Regions from separate parts of the Mus musculus genome. Here region 2 is linked to region 1. A link is a loop called in an ENCODE intact Hi-C map of the cell type or tissue named here. Cell type or tissue: left cerebral cortex. All regions are shown on one strand. Links, peaks and the distances in the headings refer to the core of each region. The heading gives the core; the rest is flanking DNA.

Region 1 (12,678 bases), core at 2,206-10,205:
TCTCTGGCCTAAGACAGTGCCCTTCCGCGTGGCAAGGGTGCTAGTTTCCCTGAAATAACTGGGAATCTCAGAGGTTAGGCTATGTTCCATCTGTGTGATAAACGCTGGTTCCCCACACTGCTCTGTGATGTTCTGTGTACATTTCCTTCTTTCAGAGTGGGGTTCTGTCCTCCCTGCCTTTCATTGCTGCCTCAAGCTGTACAATTTTAGGAGGTCAGATGGCAGATTTCCTTCTCTCCAGGAATCTTCTCAGCTTAATCACAGTTCGAAAACTCTTTTCATCCCTGGGTAAGGATAGGTGTGTGGATTCAGGTAACCACTCTCCTTCCTGCGTGTGCTTTGAGAAGCCTCTTGACATGTCCCCATTCTCCAGGGCTCCTCCTTCCATCCCTTTGCGCTGTGGCCCTGCCTTTTGTGACTTCCAGTTACATAGCAACCATTGTTTTGCTGATACTCATTCCTGGGACCAGCAATTTGTGTGACTCAGGGTTCATCATCAACACCCTAGACGTTGCCCCCAGGTAAGGGCTTTACCTGTCTGTTGCCTTTATCAGACCACTCACGTGATGGTAGTTCTCAGTGTCAATGCCAATGTGCAAAGCCTGTCTGTTGCTGGTATGTACTAAACCAAGGTGAAGTGACAGATAACTAGAAATGTTGGTTCACAGCCATGGCCACGTGTCTCATGTCTGGATAGAGAAAGTTTTTCAAGTTCCCTGGTAAGAGATTAAACTGTGTGTTTTGGGAAAAGGCCACAGACATCTGTTTTGGAAATTTCCAGGGTGTTTATTATGCCAGCCACCACACATAGACTACTCACCACGAGCCAGACCTATGCTAACACATTCTCAGAAATCAATATTTGTCATCATCACAAATACATTAAGTAGATCCTATTATGACCCCCTGATTTAGGGAAAGGAGACTGAAGCACACTGGCATATGAGACCTGGCTGTGGTCACACAAGGGCAGAGCCAGGATCTAAAGGCATACAGTTTGGCTTCAGAGTTGGAAACTGATACTTGTCTGTTAAGCAAACTGCCCTCTGCACTGAACACTGTTGTGAAAAAAGTTCCCACAGAAACTACTTCTCTGGTTTTTCTAGCTATTGATTCAGTAGATGGATGATTTCAAAGTTGGTAAATAAATATTTCTTTGGATGTCTTTAGGTAACAGAAACTACTAGGCCAAATGTCCTTGCCATTAAAAATGTGTTTCATGAAAGTTGAACTTCTGCTATGGATGGTTTTCTACATAAAATCATCTTCTTCACAGATATGCAAGTTTCCTCATGGGCATCTCAAGGGGATTTGGTCTTACTGCAGGGATCATCTCATCCACTACCACCGGATTCCTTATCAGTCAGGTTGGGCATGTTATTGAACATCTGCAAGTGGCAGGTATTGTCTTAGGTATTGAAAATATATACCGTGCTCTCAAAGGTTGTGCAAGTGTCCAGGGGAAGCAAGCATGGATTTGAACATTCAGTTCATGAAAATCACACTGTGGCATGTCATGCTTCCCGGGGAAAGAAAAGTGAAAAGCTGAGTTTGTCAAAGGGAATCAGTATTCATTTTGTGAAAACGAGCTGTTTGGGTACAAAGAACAGTGTTTCCATGACTTCTGGGGGTAAAAGGAGCGAGAGCGGGTGGAGAGATAGCTCAGGAATTTAAGACGAGGCTCACCACCAAACAGACAAGAGAGAGGCCTTTATTGTGACGAGAGTGAATGAATGATGTCAAGAATTAGTAAGTGATAAGGATGGGAGAAGGAAGAGGGCGTCATGAAGAGTCCAATCAAATTAATAGTAGACAGTTTGTACATCAGTGAAGGGAAAAACTAATATCTGAGGGTCCTTATTAATAAGGACATCAATCTGTAGACGGAGGAGAGAGGAGAGCAGCTGTATGACTTTAGGGAGCATAGCTGAGAGGTTTGCTCTCAGCATCTAAATGTGGTCTAGTGAGCAAGAGGGAAGGCAGTAATGGAAGACTCAGGCTAGGATGGAAGAACTGTAGTGTCAGCCTGAGAAGCAGAGTTTTGTTTTGTTTTTAGTACAGCTAGATGACCTAGATTATGGGCTAATTTATGAGTAAATGTATAAGAATTCTCTATGATGATAATGGCAACAGTGAATTGGCCTGACAGGAGAGTTTATCAAACAGGTCAAATGTAGTTCAATATATGTTGAAAAGTCCATGTAAGGAGCTGTACTGATTGAAGTCAATACCTAAAAAACTAAACAAAGCAAGAAGGACAGACCTTCACTATGCATTTTGGCATAATTATAAAGTTTCATATTTATAACTGTTGAAATCCAGATTTCTGGAGAAGCATCAGTATTGCTTAATTTGTTTTCATTTGCGAAAGTAGCTACTACAACATAAGACCCAGTGTGCTTTATAGAGTCATTTGGTTCCCAACAGTTTCATGACCCTCTTGGCCAACAGGATACTAAGTGTGTTCTGTATTTGCCCCTTAATTTGTGTGTGATTAGCAATGCAATATGCAAAGCAAAGGACTTGTATAATTGGTAGGAAAGAAATTTATAATATTAATAATTCATTGTATGTTTTTGTGTTCAGGATTCTGAATCAGGATGGAGGAATGTGTTTTTCCTGTCTGCTGCTGTCAACATGTTTGGTCTGATCTTTTATCTCATATTTGGACAAGCAGAAATCCAGAGCTGGGCCAAAGAAAGGACTCTCACCCGCCTCTGAGGATGTAGGGTTGGAGACCAACCAAAGTGCTGACCCTTAACATACTTTGCTTATCACCATTCTTTCTTTGTACTTACGACCATAGACACAGCGCTTCTCTATTCTGGCTGGGTGCTAGCATTTTCCAAAGATCTTCAAAAGCAGATCCCAGGCTACCCTCCAGAGTGAGTTAGTCTGTGGTGGAACCCAGGTGCCACTAAGTTTTAGACTCCTGGGAAGTTTTTCATGCAACTGTGTTTGATAATGGTAGAGGAATTTGAAGTCAATTTTAGTTGCCTTTGAATTTTCCTCTTTGGAAAGTAGTAGATGAATAAAAATCTATCTGAAATAATTTGATAAACCTTCTTTGAGACTGTTAGGAACACAGGAAAGGTCCTATAAGAATTGTATTTTTAAGCTATAAAACTCAACAAAGAACAGAATTGAATCCTATAATCATAGAATTAACTTTATTCCTTTTATAATACTCCAGGAAACATGGGTGTTTATACAGTTAGATGCTGTTAAAATAAACATACTAAGATTAAACAAAGTACATTAAAATTATGTAGGGTAGGAGTCTTTCTAAAGATGGAACAATATTTATGAATCTTAGCCAATTTCTTGGAGGTTGTGACCAAAAAACAATGAGAAAATGATTCAATGAATGAAGTTTAAATGGAATACAGAAAGAGAGATTGAATAGATACCAGAAAGGGCAAAGTGAACATCTCAAAACACTATCATAGTTTAGTCATGTGGTGAAATTAGAAAGAGAAAACAGAAACACTCTTAAGTGAACATCAGGGAAGAGATTAGTAAGGGTTAAATGAGCTGGAGAGATGCTTGGAGAAAAATTGCATAAGAGACATTCATCCTTAAGGTAGAGACTATGTGACCCTCATATTCTCCCAAATAGTCATATTCAATTATAAAATAAAATTCAGTAGTAATTGGTTTGGGGTTTTAATGTGTACAATAAACTCTAAGGCACCTCCATATAGATGGCTTATTCTATTTTTGCCTCAATTTTCTTAGAAAAAGTATTTTTAAAATCATATTAAGAATTTCAAAATGACTGCAGGACAAGAACCTTTGATTAATTCATAAGGGGAGGAGAACCTTCTAATTAGGTTAGAGTTAGAACAAGAGGTAATTTTGACCAGAAGTTGTAAGGATAATAGTTGGTGTCAGGTACTGAGAGTGATGCTGAGATAATAACTCATTGGATCTGCTTTCCAAATATTTATAATACATAGAGCAAAGGAGTCTGTATGAAACTAGAAGACTGGAAAGAGGGATATTATATAATGAATTGGTATGTTATATATGAAGGGAGAGAGAGCTCTCAAAGAATGATTGTAGTCTGGGAGTTAAATTGAGAGAGGGAAGAAAGAAGTGGATAAGAGGAAATATGGGGAGAGACAGCTAAAACTAAGGTCCATTAGAAGGGTCATATAGAAATCTACTAGCATAGAAACTTCTTAAATATATAAAAACGCATATAAATAAAAGCAATATAAATGAAATCACCATGAAATGGGAGACAAAGCTCTAACTAGGCATCTTCTACCACCAAATAAAACCTCTAGTGCCAGAAATGGCTTACATCTAATTGAGTTGTTGGCTGGAGATGCCCCCATGGAAACCCACAAATAACCCAAGCTATTGCCAAGGTCATTGGTGGCTCTCCACAAACTGATGGTTAGGCCCTATTGCTGAAAACAACACCTACATTACTCAATGAACACTGAAAAGTTGTACTGGTGCCCACATAGAACCTTACTGACTAGTTCATGGTTGAAGAAGGCACTCCGTGCTACCAGTGGAGAAAGGAAACCACCAACCTAGCTAAAAACCTTGGCTCTACAATAGCGATCTGCTTGAACGATATGCTGGTAAATAGTGGCAAAACAAAGTCGTGGGAGTAACTAACTATCTGACGTATTTAAGGTGGTCCACTCCAAAAAACAAAACAACAAACAAACAAACAAACAACAACAACAACAAACATGCCTAAGAATTCTCAGTTGGTCAATAACCTGAGACTAGATAGGTCATAGATCTATAAGAAAGGCAAATACTACTATTCGGTGAAAGGAACATGGCAATAAAATGACTCTTAATGGCCTTCTGCTGTACTTACAGTGTCTTGCTCAGCCATCATCAGAGAAGCTTCTTCCCGTAGTAGGTGAGAATACAGACAGACACCCACAACTGGACAATGGGCTGAAAGCGAGAGACCTTGGAGCCCTCAGTCTAAATGGAATGTCTCCATCAAATTCTTCCCCTCAGGGTTCAGGGAACTTTGGAAAAGTAGGGGGAAAGATTGTAAGAGCCGCTGGGGATGGAAGACCCCCCCCCCAAGGAGACAAGGCCTTTTAGATACAACAGAGCTGATGTCCATGTGAACTCATAACCTTTGTGAAAGCATACCCAGTATGCACTTGTCTTAGCCAGAGTGGGCACTAGCACTGAGAAGAACATGGACACAAACCCCCATCCCTACCCAGAAGGTGACTCCAATTGAACTTTGTTTGCTTTAATGGAGTTGTACTGGTTATACAAATTACACGTAAAGGCGGGCCCCATGCCTAGCAGTAGATGGGCAACACAAAAATCAACTCAATGATATTCTTGAAGGTTGCTTATGTTTTTTGTTTTGATCTGTTGACTCATAATGCTTCATTTGCTCTTTTTTTTTACCTTAGAGATATTTTGCTTATACATTATGGTTTTTATTTTATATTTTAGTAAAATTCCTGTGTTTGCATGAATGTGTATCATTACATCTCTGTGTGTTTCTTGTACTCTCTCTTTGACTCTTTTTCCCCCTGTTTGTGTGCTTGTTTGGTCTATTCTAGTTTGTTGAAACCACTTTTAGAGTGGCCAAACCTTGTTGCTTTTATGAGGAAGAAGGGTTGACACACGAGGTCTCTCTGTGTAGCCCACACTATCCTTGAACTCATGATCCTCCTTCCTCACTCTCCTGAATGCTAAGGTGGCCAGCCTATGCCATCAGGCTTGCTGCTCAGTTGCTTTTCTGAAACTGGGCAAAGTGGAGGTCAAAGGACAACCTCAGCTGTTGCTACAGGGGAATCATCCACTGGTTTTATTTCTGTTTTGAAATCTCTCACTGTTCTAGAAACTGCAAAATAGAGTAACCTGGGCAGCCAATGAGTTCCAGAGATCTACAAGCTTCTGCCTCCCCAGCCCTGGGGATAAAAGCACATGCTACCATGCTCAGCATCTTTTTTTATACAGCTTCTAGAGAATCTAACTCAAGTCCTAACGCTTGCTAGCAAGGTCTTTGCTATCTCCCCAGCTTCCCTACCTTTTCAATATGTAACTCTTCAGCTCTAGAAAGCACTTAATCTAGTGCTATCAGCGAATGATCTCCAATGGTCCAACTTTATGGACCTATGTGTAACACTATCACCTGGGGGGGGGGCTATCATAGAAAATATGCCATGGGTGTAAGGAATAAGGCAGGGAGAGTACAGAGACTAAATGACACAAAGAGCAACGCAATGCATCCTCACCTATAACTCTACAGCCATTCTGCCCTGTAAACGTTCTTACTCAGGGGTGATTGTCTAGATGATGTAAAGTGGCATATGTGGAGCCTGGCAGACGGAATTTGGATGTCAAGTGAGTCTTTGGTCTCACACTCAGAGAAATGAATTAAAATATGTCCAAGAGGCTCAGGATATTGGCATAGACTTGTACAATAAAATCAAGAAACCTTTTCCTCTTGGGAAAATATATTCATTATTCATGTATTTCTCCAAAGTTGTTATCAAGTTTTGCACTGGCTTCTTTTTTTTAAGACATGTAAAAGCATTTATTTTATGCAAAAAAATTAAATAGGATTATGTGCACAGAGATAGTGTACACATCATCTATGCTGAGCAATGAATGCCAAGGAAAACAATATTGTTATAACAGTTGTCTGTAAAATAAAAGTAAAAACTGAGCCCCAATTATCACACAAAAATAAAATGCCTACTTCCCAACAGCATGGTGCCGGACATCGAGAGCAACTCTGCATATCTCTGTTCCTCACAACACTGCCAGTGTCTATCTACTGATATTTCTAAAACAAACAAACAAACAAACAAACACCCCTAAAAGCAAAACCAACCTTTTTTTTTACATTAATAATAAAAATCTGGTGACAAAATTATAAAGCCAAATACTGGACAGTCTTTACTCCCTGAAAACTCCAATTATTCCATCATAATCATAGGAATAAAAACCATTTTAAAGTGATATGCCTTATGAAACAATATGTACATTTATTGCAAGTTACATTAAACACAGCTAAAAACTCTGTACTGGGCTTTCTCCATTACCACCTACTTTGTTTTCTATTTGGGACTTGGCACTGATCCTAACACAACTGCTAACTCAGCAATCCACGGCCATTGCCCTGTTGCTTCATGGGTAGGATATTATCCTCCCTCTCCCTTCTGACTTGGACATCAACATTCGTCCTCTCAGCCATTCTGGCTTTCTCTCTTCATGCCTGTTGATGTCCCTCTAAGTCCTATATGTAGACTTGTTTCCACTTGTAGTTTTGCACACGTTCAGAAGAATCTGCAAATTCAAATGCTTTGTAATTATTGAACAGGAAGACCTTTTCCTTCTGTCATATTGACTAACGCACATCACCAAGCCAACACTCTTTCATACATAGTTTCCATTGTATGTGATTTTCAACCTGAGAAACTGTTAGGAAAACATTTGGTCCCATTAAAAATTCTTTGACATGTACCCAGGCAGAATCTCCCATCCAGTAGTGTATTTTCACTTTTTATCTTAAAGCCTGGACCTTTCTTTTTTTTTCTACCTGAATGTGGTCTTTCTGAAAGTAGTAGAATAACTGGAAATGACCCAAATTTTCACTTTTTATCTTAAAGCCTGGGCCTTTCTTTTTTTCTACCTGAATGTGGTCTTTCTGAAAGTAGTAGAATAACTGGAAATGACCCAAACAATGATACTAGTAGAAATAATAGCAGCGATAAGTCTTGTGTAAGGAGCAAATAGAAGCTAGATAACTAGAGTTAACAAACCACCCACAGGCCCAGTGACATTGATCAGTGGAGAAAGCATTTGTTGCTGAACCTTGATGGACTGAGTTCTATTCCCAGAACCTATGGAAGGATGGGAGAAGAGAGCTAACTGCACAAAGTTATCCTCTGACCTACACATGCATGTACATGCCCCACTCCATAGTACACACTAATCAGTTAGCAGTTCTAAAACCTTAACTCACAAGTTAGACAGGAAGCAGAGTTGAGCTGTAAACCTCAAGGGCAATCAGTCCCTCCACCCTTCACTTCTTCCATATGAACCCCATCTTATGAAGACCCCACAACCTTCCAGAAGAGCCCCATTATTTAGAGACCAAGTGTTCAGACAAATAAGACACTAAGGGGATATTCCACATTCAGTGTAGCAGTATGAAGTGGCATAGGGTCTCTTTTCATATTCTTCCCACACATTCTCTTCTCTCACATAAGACTTGATGCCTAGACAGGAAGTGCTGTACTTTCCAGCATCCAGCAGGAGGATGAGGTAGAAAGGAAGCAGCCACTGACCCTTGGTCATGTTCTGTGAAATAGACACTTGTAAGACCTGAATTCTGGAGGTTGCATTCCTCATTTTTGTTTAACCTCATCTGTCCTGATGTCTGTGAATGATATGAGAAGTCCTACCCTCAGACAAACGTGTGTGCATAAACAGACCTGCCATGTTCAGGACCATTCAGTATGCAGAGCAACTTGGAAAGAGAAGATAAACCACATGAGCATCTTTTCTTTTAAGCATATAAGATAACAAGTTTCTTGGGACATTTTCATTTGTGTTTACCGTTTTCCATGTTCTTATGAGAGTCTTCATTTTGAAGGACTGATTGGGATATATATGTCGAGGCTGTGCTTCTTTCTTGCTCCCCCTCCCCTCTCTCTTATTTTTGAAGGTCTTGCCTAGTATCCCAGACTGTCCTTCAGTCATTATCCTGCTTCTTCTCCCTCCAGAATGCCGTGATGGCAAGCATGTGCTACCATGCCCAACTTCAACTGCTCTAGCAACTAAACTATGTCATCAGTTCTCACAATGTGCTTTCACTGCTACTGGCTACACTTAACAACAACAATAACACAAAGGCAAACTCTATGAAACCAGTAAATAACTGGCCAGTTTGGGGATCATTATACTTGTATGTGGGGGAGCATTCTCATAGAGGCAGGGGGAGAGGGGATGGGATAGGGAGTTTCTGAAGGGGAGACCTGGGAAGGGGAAAACATTTGAAAGGCAAATAAAAGAAAATATCCAAGAAAAAAAGAATAAAAAGAAAAAAAGAAAAATGATTTTATTTTTTTATTTTTTTAATTGGGTATTTATTTCATTTACATTTCCAATGCTATCCCAAAAGTCCCCCACACGGTCCCCCATCCACTCCCCCACCCACCCACTCCCACTTCTTGGCCCTGTCATTCGCCTGTACTGAGGCATATAAAGTTTGCACGACTAATGGGCCTCTCTTTCCACTGATGGACGACTAGGCCATTTTCTGATTCATATGCAGCTAGAGACACAAGCTCCAGGGGGTACTGGTTAGTTCATATTGTTGTTCCACCTATAGGGTTGCAGATCCCTTTAGCTCCTTGGGTACTTTCTCTAGCTCCTCCATTGGGGGCCCTGTGATCAATCCAATAGCTGACTGTGAGCATCCACTTCTGTGTTTGCCAGGCCCCGGCATAGTCTCACAAGAGACAGCTATATCAGGGTCCTTTCAGCAAAATCTTGCTAGTGTATGCAATGGTGTCAGCGTTTGAAAGCTGATTATGGGATGGATCCCCAGAAAATGATTTTTAAAAAATGCTAAAATATTTTTATGACAAGAACCAAAGCAAATGAATGAGAGATCCACACAACTCATTGTTTAAAACTATGAATTACATGCCCAGGAAAATACTTTGGATTCAGCAAAACAACTCAGAAAACAGAATGGAGGACTTTATCACAAAAGCTGGACAAACTCAAGGTGTGCAAAACTCAGGTGAAGAATTGGAGGGAGAACCAGAAATCTCCAGATGGACTGAAAGGAGGAGGGGCAGGTTAGCAAGTAAGAGGAACATAGGTCAGCATGTAAAATTGGTTCTAATTAAATAAGGACTACACCAAAAAAAAAAAAAAAAAAAAAAGGAAAGAATTGGGACTGTTACACCAATTAGCCTGAACTAAAGGTGACGGTAACTTTTTGGAACTTAAAATGTTGCCTTGGGGTTTAGTGAGTGAACTATTTATTGTGTAAACATGATAATCTGAGTTTAGTTTAGAACCCACATAAAAGCCAGACACAGTGGCACACACACCTGAAATCTTAGCACATCTATAGCAAGACAGAAGATAGAGCCAAGAGAATCTCTAGGAGCTCCCTGGCCAGACAGCAGGCATAAGCAACAGTAAACAGCAAGAGATTCTGTCTTAAACATGGCAGAAGGAAAGGACAGTAACCCATGTTATCCTTTGACCTTTACATGCATACATGCATGTCATGATTTCATGGCATGTAAGTTCTCTCTCTCTCTCTCTCTCTCTCTCTCTCTCTCACGCACACACACACACACACACACACACACACACACACACAGAGAGAGAGAGAGAGAGAGAGAGAAATGGTGTATTGGGACACTCATCTTTTTTGTCCGAATATGGACTATGAAAACAGCTCTATTCCTAAGGTTGTGCCTATTTGCCAGTGTCTTCTAATGTGGCCAAGAAAATAACAGAGAAGAGACTCTCATCAACATGGAGCTAAGGGCCAGGGAACACAGTGAACTGTGGGGCTGTCCTAGAGGGATTTCAGAATCTCATTGGACAAATGGCCACTGTTTCCTGTTTCTGTAGTTATTTTGTTTCTGGCCCATTGTTGGACAGGGGGTCATTGGGTGGAGTAGACTTGGGAAAAATGTGGTTTATTGAGTTTTCAAAGCAAAAGGACCTGAATCCAGATGAGGTAGCGATTGAATGTGACTTTGGGACCCAGTGAGGTTTACCCACTGAATATGTTTTATGTGTAGAAAAGACCACGAATCAAATGTGATCCATATTTCAGACAGTGATAAATGGTACATTTTATGCATATCTCTGCCCTTCCCTGTGTGATGGTGGGTGGCACTTTCCTACATGACTTCCCTTGTCCAAGGAAATTATGACTTACCCAATTCCTTTATCTTCTCCCCATAAGGCTACCTCTTATGCTCCAATAGAGCATCTTCTATCAACGAAGGTCCTGAATGAGGGAACACAGATCAGGCTACAGCCAATCCCAAAGATCATGAAGTATAAAGTAGGTAAATGATTGATTTTTGTAAGCCATTGAGACTGTCTAGCTCCTGTGTTCCTCTGTGCCGTCTTTGGGCTTTCTGCAGAGTCATTTGATGCATATCCAGACCTAACATACGGTCTCTAAGCAGGAAAACATTTATGGGTCTGTTTTTGGGGTTTTAGATTTTTTTTTTAATGTGGCCCAGGATGCCACTAATTGCAAAGGAGACTTCAAATTTTTAATTTTCTCTTCTAAAGGTTTTTATTTTGTTTTATTTTGCTTTATTTCTGAATGAATATCAGTAAATGAAGTAGGGGTGTTGTCGTAGATACTTTTCAATTGTTGTGACAAACCGTCATAACCAAGACAGCTACGAGAAGAGGCTTGCAGGTTCAGAGGGTGAGTCCAAGGTAGCTATGGAGCACAACAGAAGGCAGGCAGGCATGGCAAACTGGAGCAGTAGCCCAGAGCTCACGCTCTTATTCCCAAGTAGAAGTTAGAACAAGAGATGTTCTAACTGGGAATGGCTAAAGCATTTGAAACCTCAAAGTCCTCAGTGGTCCTCCAAGGCCACACCCCATAATCCTTCCCACACAGTTTCTCCCATTGGGATCAAGTATTCAAATGAGCCTATGGGGATCATCCACTTTCAAACCACCACAGGCTTTAAAATAGCCTGGTTAAGCCCACAAATATGGAGCAGGAACATGACTCTTACAACAAGGTTATAAAACTTCATGATGTTTAAGATCATAAGGTGAAAATAAGCTTGCTATTTCCCCTTACTATACATTAAATTAACTATCTTTCTGAGCAGAAGATTTTCTTAGTCTTTCTTTAAGGGTGTGTTCATGTGTTTGTTTCACCCTTATCCTTGAATTCACTTAATTGTGCATAAAATGCTAGATTGCAAAGCGTTCTGTTTGAGCACTTTGGGGATATTATTCCACGGTTCTGGGTTCTTTTTGCTGCTGAAGGTGAGAGTCACAAAGGTAATTCATGTACACATTAAAAGAGAACAGAATCGCATGTATCTTAGCAGTTTCTAAATGCACATGTGGTAACAATTGATTACAAATAAAAATTTAAGTCGGTAATGTGGGAGCAAGATAAATGAAATAAAGCTATTATATGTGGTAAAATAAAATCTGTGATAATCATTATGAGTTTTTTTTAAAAAAATAGCTTGACTATTATATAATGCATTTTGACGTGACTTAACTTAGGAAAACAACAACAACAACAAAATATCCATATGGTTTATGTAGCAGATTTGTTCTGTCCCAATACCCAAGCAACTGCCCAGATCCGCACATGAACAAATTGCATGTACTTTGTGATGTCCCATAGTGGGATGCCCTGTGGTCCTCCCTGGAGCAGATAGGGCAGGCTGAAGAGGAACTTTCCAAGCTCATTTACCACCAGTTTTACATGCAATTAAAATGGATCTGTACATTGGAAGGCTCCTTCAGGGAAGTATGTGCAGACCACCATGTTTTGGGGAAGGAGCTGATTTGTTTCTCTTGCTCCGTTCTGGTTTAGACTCCACCTCTCAGTGACTCGTGAACTTATAGCTTCTGTCGTTTATCACAGGAAATCTGAGCCTTTCTGATGACAGTGACAAAACAGTGATGTAACAT
Region 2 (8,000 bases), core at 1-8,000, 270 kb after region 1:
CTTTAGTACTATCCCAGAGAAGAATCCTAATTAAAACTTACTTTTCCATAGCAACAGCTATGTCTTGAAAGCCTTGTGCAGTGATGTTGTTTTTGTCCCAGATGACTGTCCTGTTTGGAAATGAAGCCATGTCAACAGTCAGATTCTGAGGTGTGGCCAGGATGATCCCCCCTCCCCTGGAGATAAGGCTCTTTGAATCAACACTGTTTCTAGGCACATCCAGCCCTTTGACATCCTGACACAACACTGATGCCAAGCAACATAGTTACTTAATTTTGTAGAAATATCATAAAGTCTTAAGTAAATGTAAAAATATGTGTTGGACTGAACTCATAGCTATCTCTGGCTGCACTTACTGATATGCAATTGGCAGGACATAGGTTGGACATGCTTATAAGCATTTTAATGATGGCATCATGTAAGAAAGGAATAACATTCATTTGTTTCATCAAAACAAAAATGGCCATTTCACGCAATAGTGTCTTTCTTTCTTGCTTGCTTTCTTGCTTTCTCACTTTCTCTTTTTATCTTTTTATCTTTCTTGTTTTCTTTCTTTCTTTCCTTCCTTCCTTCCTTCCTTCTGTTAAGGTTGAACCCATGATGTCATGCATGTTAAGCATGCACTATATCACTAAGTTATATTCTCAGCCCCTACATCATAGCTTAACACAGCTATTACCCAAATATTTTTGAAAAACTATACCTAAAAGCACAACAGCACAACTTATTGACTTGGTCCCTCTGTTCTCCAGATAGCATCCCTGTATTCACATAGAAACCGAAAGCTCCTGACCAAAGACACTGCCCAGCCCTGTGTCCAACATAAACATCTTTAAAACCTAGAGTGAACTTTGCCCTATCTCATGCTCTCTCATTTTCCTGTCCTGGTGTAATCTTGAGAATTTCCCTCACTCTGGCCAAAGATCAGTCTACTATGATCTAGGAGGCTGTTGACTTAGCGTATTTTAGGAAAAATACAACCTTACCTATTGAACACGTGCACTTGTGAGGTTTTATGATTCCCTGGACACACACAACCTTTCCTTCACCTGGAGGTCTTCAGCCTGACATTTACTGCCCTCCCATGCTAGTCCTGATGACCTCCATCAGCCACATTGACTTTCAAAGCCCTCGCTACTCCTCTTGGCTTGTGGCTTCAGTTTAGTTAGAAGGTTCTGATTCTGTGTCATGCTAAAGAAATGGAGCATCCAAAAAGAGCCCTAGGAGAGCAACAGGTGTTTGCTCTTCAGTCAACACACTGACAGACCAGTGGCAAATTCTGATCACTCTGAGGAACAGATAACAATGGGGCAAAGCACTGGTGGTTCTCAAGAAGAGTTGTGTGTACAAAAAGTCCAGGGTATGACTGAAAAACAGAAATGGGTCCCCTGGGGAACCAGCCTTTGAAAAGCAGTCTTCTTGTGCCCTTGTGTTTCAAGTCTTTATTACAGAGGTGTGGAGTGGAAGAAAGGCCTCAGACCTACAACAACATATGGTCCTGTTCCAAATAAGAACATGAACCACTAACTATATAGCCCAGGGATATCATGGACAGTTTCTTTGTGTAAGTACCTCTGTGATGCCTGCATAGCTATATCACCTGAGGATGCAACTCTTAAAACATGGCCTGTCACTAAAAGACATGGATTGTCTAGGTCTGCTCCCACAGCATGGCCTGCAAAGATCCCTGCTTCTTATTGACATTATCTCCCTGGTTAGGTGTCAAGACTACATTGAGAAAGAAACCACAACAATCTGTCAGGGTTTTACATCACAGAGGACTTGTAAAGTCAAACATCAGTGGAAATACTATGTGTTTCAAGAGTCCCAACCAAGTACTCTGGTAAAAATTTCTTCCCAGCGGGTATCCTGGGAGACCCAGACTACCCTAGAAGGAGCAGCAAACCCTCAGGGTCAGGACACTGGTGCCTACCTGAGTTTGGTGTTGATCTGGAGAGCCTTGGCCAGCATCTTCGCTCCCATGTCCCCCATGCCATTCCCACTGATGTCCACTTTGGTCAGGGAGGTGTTGCTGCCCAGGGCATTGATGATGATGGTGACCTCAGCCTTGAGTTTTGAGTCAGCCAGGGACAACGACTGCAGAGGCTGGGGGTGGGGCACACAGCACTGAATGGCTTCATCAAAGCAATGACCACTTTCCCAACTCTCCACAGAGAACTGAGAATAGGACTCATTGAACTGTCTGCTTTGGGAATTGCTGTCTAAAGCCATGGGTAGGGGTGAGGTTGGAACCGGAAGGTTCTGACATTAAATAGACTTCCAGAATGAATTGATGAATATCTGTTGCTTCTATGGCAAGCCACAGGTCACAGAAGTGTCCCACTTGAGGCATTATTCCTTTCTACCCAATTTATTTTTCTATACGTGAAAAATAACTCTAAAAGACAGGGCCCGAATACAAAATGAAACATACCCAAGATGAATAATGTTCAGCCGATGAATATTTCCTAAGCATTTACTATACCCAACCACTGCTTCCTCTTTTCATGTGTGGTTTAATTAACCCTCTCAGACACCATTATGTACTGAGGCATGATTGTCATCCTTAGTCACCAGAAACAGAAGGGTTAAGCAACTCAACCAAACCCACAGTTAGAAGATGACGGGCATGTGGTGTGTGTGTATGTGTGTGTATGTGTGTGTGTGTGTGTGTGTGTGTGTGTGTACAAGTTTATAATCCTAGCTCTTGGGAAGTAGGGGCAGAAGGATAAGAAGTTCAAGGCTAGTCCCATAAAATATTCAAAGCCAGCATGGGGTGCATGGTATTCTATCTTACCAAAAAGCAATACAGCCAAACAAAACAAAGTCATAGCATTAGTCCAGAGATGAATCAGAGTCAGCTTGTGGGAGCAAGTTTTGGAGTGTGTGCTCTCAACAAAGATGTAACACTACCCCCAAGGAGCTTATTTTAGAACATTTTTGGTCATTATCCTTTAACTGTGTCTTAAGTTTCCATCAGAAGATATTCCTGTGATTCAAGAAACAAAAAGTCAAATCTGTACGATCATACACCGTATGTGAATCTACACCAACTAGAGACTGAAAGCCACTCAGGCTGGATACAGGTTTGGTCTGGCCTTCAGGGTACATGACCAAACACCAAATAGACTTTCCTCCAGTGCCCAAATCCTTCTAATTGCTCTACTGTCCCCCCTAGTCCGGTGGGCATCTGCGTTTGCAAGACTCAGTGCAGGCAGGGGTAAATCCCAAGACATACACCAACAAGGCATGAAAGGTCCCAGTTCAGACCTGCGGAATGACATCTGTTATGTGAAGTGTTCTCCTCTGGCCTCATTCCCTTAAGCAGCACTGGTATCCCAGGCAGGTAAATGGCTAGAAGCTGAGTGATTTCCATGACAACAAGCAAATACAACGTAAGATCTACCTGTGCCTGCTCCACCAGGTTGTACTGATCATGCACCTATGTGTATGAAAGAGAGAGGTCTCTATCTATGATGTACAAGGTCAGGGTGAAGAGGACGGAGTTCAAATCTAGACATCAGTCAGGCATGGCAGCTCATACCTGAAATCTGAGCACCTGGGAGATAGAGGCAGGGGGATAAATTGTGGCCAGACTATACTGTATGAGGCCTTGTTTCAAAAGGAAGAAAGAGGAAGAAGATAAAAAATAAAACACTCAAATATCAACAGAGAACTATCATGTGACTCAGTTAGAAGAGTGACTATACCACCATTCTTGACATTCTCGGGCCATGTGGCTGACCAGACTTAGCCCAGGATAATCAGAAGGGAACAGCACACCAGTCAGAGTCAGACCCAAGCAAGAAAGAGACTGCTGCTGGTGGTTAAGGCGATGGCATCTCAGCCAGAAAGCTAAGTAAACAGTGTTCTTACTATTCTACATTCAGATAAATGGAAAACAATGGAAAACGTTCAGACTCAGGTAATCTAATGTTATAAAAAACAAAACAAAACAAAACAAAACAAAACAAAACAAAACATGCAACACCACCTCGTGGAAAGCAGTAGTCATGTCTCACCATTTTTACACTCTCTCTTCCACTACTACCAAAATGATCTACCATGGCTTCTCTGTCATACTGGGAAATGGCCAGATCTTTAAGCTACTCTTCTATCACTACATTCAAATTCTAGTACACAAATTAACACTTAAGAATAATGAGAATGGGGCAGTGTGTGTGTGTTTGAATTGCATACATATTTATGAGGTCAGTTTTTCCTAATTCATTACATTTTTATACGGCCTTACCACATGAGTGCTTAATGCTTAATCTAGACTCAGTCTCCGGGTTGTTAGTCATCCTGGGGGGAACCCCATCCTGTTCTGTGGATTGCAACAGGGCTTTCTATGCAATCCTTCAAAACAGTCTCTGTCGTGTTGGCTGCTCATTGCCACCATCTCAGGAGTCTGGATGTAGTCCCTTTCATCGACAGGCGAAGGTGATACCGAAGCTCCTGAGAAGCTGGGTCTCCCCACTGAGCATTGTGTGCAGTTCTGGGTGACTAAGCTATTCATGGGCTGCCGGGGAACGGATTCCACAGTGGGCAAAGTGTCAAAGGCAGAGATTATATTCTGAATGTTCAACTCTTACTTAAGTAAAACTGAAAACAGGCCCAAAGCAATTGGTTTTCTGTGGAATAAATATTGGAATGCATGAGGCTCAACTCCTAATCACTTTAAATTGGTCTGCATATTATAGATTCCTAAGGAAAAGAAAAATTGATGGTAATTGCCTTTTGAAAAACCCACATCATTTTCAGTGACACAAAAATAAAAAGCTATTCACTGTAGAGTTATTAGCAACACACTAATCAAACTTGTAACTTGGCAGAATTCACATTTACATAGCAAATTTGTCATCTGCAAATGTGTTTTCAGGTGCATTTTAAATATCAAAATTATCTTTAAATAAGAAACTAAAACTACAAAAACAGTTTGAAGACCCTTAAGCAATGAGCAGAACTTGATATAATACGCTCTTCATGAACTTGAAAACTTCTTAAGTTATTTACTAAGACAAATATTTGGGGATGAATACTAAGTATGATTTTTTTAACATTAGGTTCCCAAATCAGGAAAACTGCATTTAATAACTCAGAGCAGTGCAAAGTCAAATTAAATGTATAAAATTAGTATCACATGCCAATTCTATCCTTGGCTTTAGTAATCTAATATAAAAGGAAAAAAAAATCCTGAGATTATTAGCAGGTGAGATCCCAGCAATAAAGCAGAACCCCTTAAATGATAAATTGAATTGTTTAGCCAACGTTAGAAATTACAGCCGCATGTCAGAAATCAAGAAAACAGAATTTTCACCTCTCAGGTGAAGAAAGGGGTAACAGGTCAGAATTCTGGAACCCCACAACCCCATAGCTGCCTTAGGGAAGGCAGCTTACTGATATCATAGAAGTGATATCATAGACACTATCATTTCCTGGCAGAAGGTCAAAAACGAAAGGGATATTTTTCAAAACGTGACATACTTTGTCTGATTCAGGTATGAAGTTACTCCTACCACCCACAGACCAACTCTTTGTAATGGCAACAAGAATTTGAATTTTAGAAACTGTGTTTCGTGACTAAATGTGACTTTGAGAAGAAAAGGACAGTCTTAAGGAACGACCGTAAGACACAACGCTCTCTAGTGAGTGGATTTGTGACAATGCGCTACTTTATCAGTTAAGTAGCTTCCTTTTCCCACGCACAATAGGATGCTACTCGAAATTAAATACCTTCACTCTGATCTAAGCCTTGCTCAGAAACAACTAGAAGGCACAAAAGTACAAGAAAATGATGAGAGTCCAAGCAGCCATTTACGATGAGAGGAAACCGGCCTACTACCTGAAATTCGATATAATTACTAGGTAAAGTCCAAGTTGAGAACACGATGTTTCTCAGTCTAATACATAGTAAAACTACCAGCTGATCTGCAGATTCATGTTTTAGTTGGATAGTATACAGAGGGTTGAAGAGTTAATTTATACCTTTGAAAATCTCTTATGAGACGACACAGTGGTAAAAGTCCCACTGCCAAGACTCATAGCCTAGAATCCCCTAGAACCATATGGTGGAAGAAGAGAACTGACCCCTAAGAGTTGTCCTCTGATGCCCAGATACGTGCCATGGCACACACACACTGAATGTTTTCAAAAGTTCTTAGTTTTAATCTCTCTGATAGATTGAAGAATAGAATCTTAAGTATTCAAACCCTACTAAAGCATATTCCATTTTAAAAATACTGATAAAATCTACATGTGAATTATCTGAAAGCACTTCAGCATCAGTCCAATAGAAATAATCACAAAGAGGCAAGTAGAACGTATCACGTGATACTCACAGAGTCTTCATCTTGGATCATCTGCACTAAGTTGTCCAACACAGGCGTCAGATTTCTAAAGAGATTTAAAAGATGTGGACAGTGGGATCAAATCAAAAGCTGTCAGGAGGCTGGTTATTTTCATCATTGTCACATAAAAAAGTCAAAGCTCTTACTTGGATTTCATATTATTAAAATTTTTGCCCAATGCCAGGTGCTGTATTGATCTGTTTTTACTGAGCCACACAATTAGGGTAGATAGGTCGGATTCTAAACCTGAAAAGAAGCATACAGACGGAATCAGAACACAAGTGACAAGTGACATCATACAGTGGGGTGGCTGCCTGTACTGAGCTCAGTGCCCCACAACCCTTAGCCTTTATCCTCAGCAGAGCTCTCTGTCCTCTTTCATGGCCTACTAGTTAACAGAGGTGAGCTCATTTTCTGCAGAGTTACCCAAGCCTCCTCTACAGTCAGTGGCCGTGCAAAGTCAGCAACATCCAGAAAAATATTGGGGAACGGTATGCTCACACTGCTCACTTGTATCTAAGATTTCTATGCAAAGTTAACAGGCTCAGGTCACTCACTAAACCAGCAAAAATGATGCTAATTAAGCAAAATGTTTGAAATAATTTAATGACTACCAAGAATCTAAAAATGCTGGGCTCGAATCTTCACCACAGGAGGAAGGATATTTTATGATGTGTTTTCGAATTTGTATATTGGGCTGTGGCTAGCGGGCCAGTTCCCCTGGTCTTGCTTGTTCCAGTAGCATTTGAGTTTCTTTTGTGACGTACCATTGTCAGAGATATCTAAGCTGGTGATGTTGTGGATTTCAGCGATGCAGCCTTCTAACACTTGAGCTCCTCCTGACCTCAGCTAGAGAAACAGATCAAACATAAAATGAAGCCATTTTCCTGCTGCAGGGGAGCCTGAAAAAAAAATCACTAACAGTGTCTTAAAATCATCAACTAACAATAGCTATGAATGGAGGGAGGATTCTATCACAATGGTAAAAGAATGATACTGTTTCCTACAGCACGCAATCCAGCATTAAGTCCCAAACTTCTTTAAAAACGAAAAGAGGAAAAAGTGGAACTGGGTAAGTCAAGTTTAACTGCTCAGTGGAGAGGGGGGCTGTAGCTCAGTGTTGGGCACTTATCTGGCCTGCTCAGGGCCCCAGGATTAATCTCCAGCAGTAAAACCCAAACCAAACCAAACAACAACAAAAAAGGCAATGTGTGTCAATGTATACAAGCTTTTATTCTAGTTCTGGAAATCGAGCAAATCCCTTCAGACACTAGAAGATGAATGTTTCAACGTATTGCTTCTGCTTCCAAGGTTTGACTTCATCTATCCTAGGGAACAGCGAGGCAGCCATGGAAGACAAGCTCTGAGTCTTTCCCTATGAAGTCAAAGCAAATAGTAGGGTCTTCTTAACTCTCCAATAGCACTAGACTATAGTAAGGCCACCCTGCAGGATACAAAGTGGACCTTGTGGTCCTTCCTGCTCTAGAGATGTGTTATCTAACTGGAGAAGACGGGTTATCATTTACTAGGAATTCACTATATGCCCAGGAACATGAAACATCTCTACAGCATTTATATTAATTTCTACTCTAGATTTATGTGATACCATTTTCTACATATTCAAATTGATACAGGAATTTAAAGACTCTT

Evidence for each region. Hi-C counts contacts between places; a loop is a spot of excess contacts. Peaks named below come from ENCODE experiments on the same cell type or tissue, not always from the same donor. Only the 100,000 strongest peaks of a DNase experiment are listed, where the experiment ranks them.
Region 2: it touches region 1 in a loop (2.0-fold over the local background); 2 of 42 quality-filtered maps call a loop at or near these places.

The regions. Positions count from the first base shown.
Region 1 is chr13:23,819,709-23,832,386 of GRCm38, forward strand. It overlaps Slc17a2 (solute carrier family 17 (sodium phosphate), member 2), which reads left to right. Exons shown (of 12, transcript NM_001377113.1): 9 at 156-288; 10 at 374-521; 11 at 1,277-1,367; 12 at 2,587-5,477. The coding sequence ends at 2,721. Among named protein-coding and RNA genes, the nearest start is that of Slc17a3, 13 kb to the right of the region's middle. In left cerebral cortex, for the core only: no CTCF peak of the experiment used is centred there; no DNase peak of the experiment used is centred there.
Region 2 is chr13:24,092,465-24,100,464 of GRCm38, forward strand. Carmil1 (capping protein regulator and myosin 1 linker 1) reads right to left here. Exons shown (of 38, transcript NM_026825.3): 19 at 7,118-7,199; 20 at 6,497-6,596; 21 at 6,342-6,396; 22 at 1,934-2,106; 23 at 42-110. Among named protein-coding and RNA genes, the nearest start is that of Gm33573, 83 kb to the right of the region's middle. In left cerebral cortex, for the core only: no CTCF peak of the experiment used is centred there; a DNase peak (open chromatin) is centred at 4,486.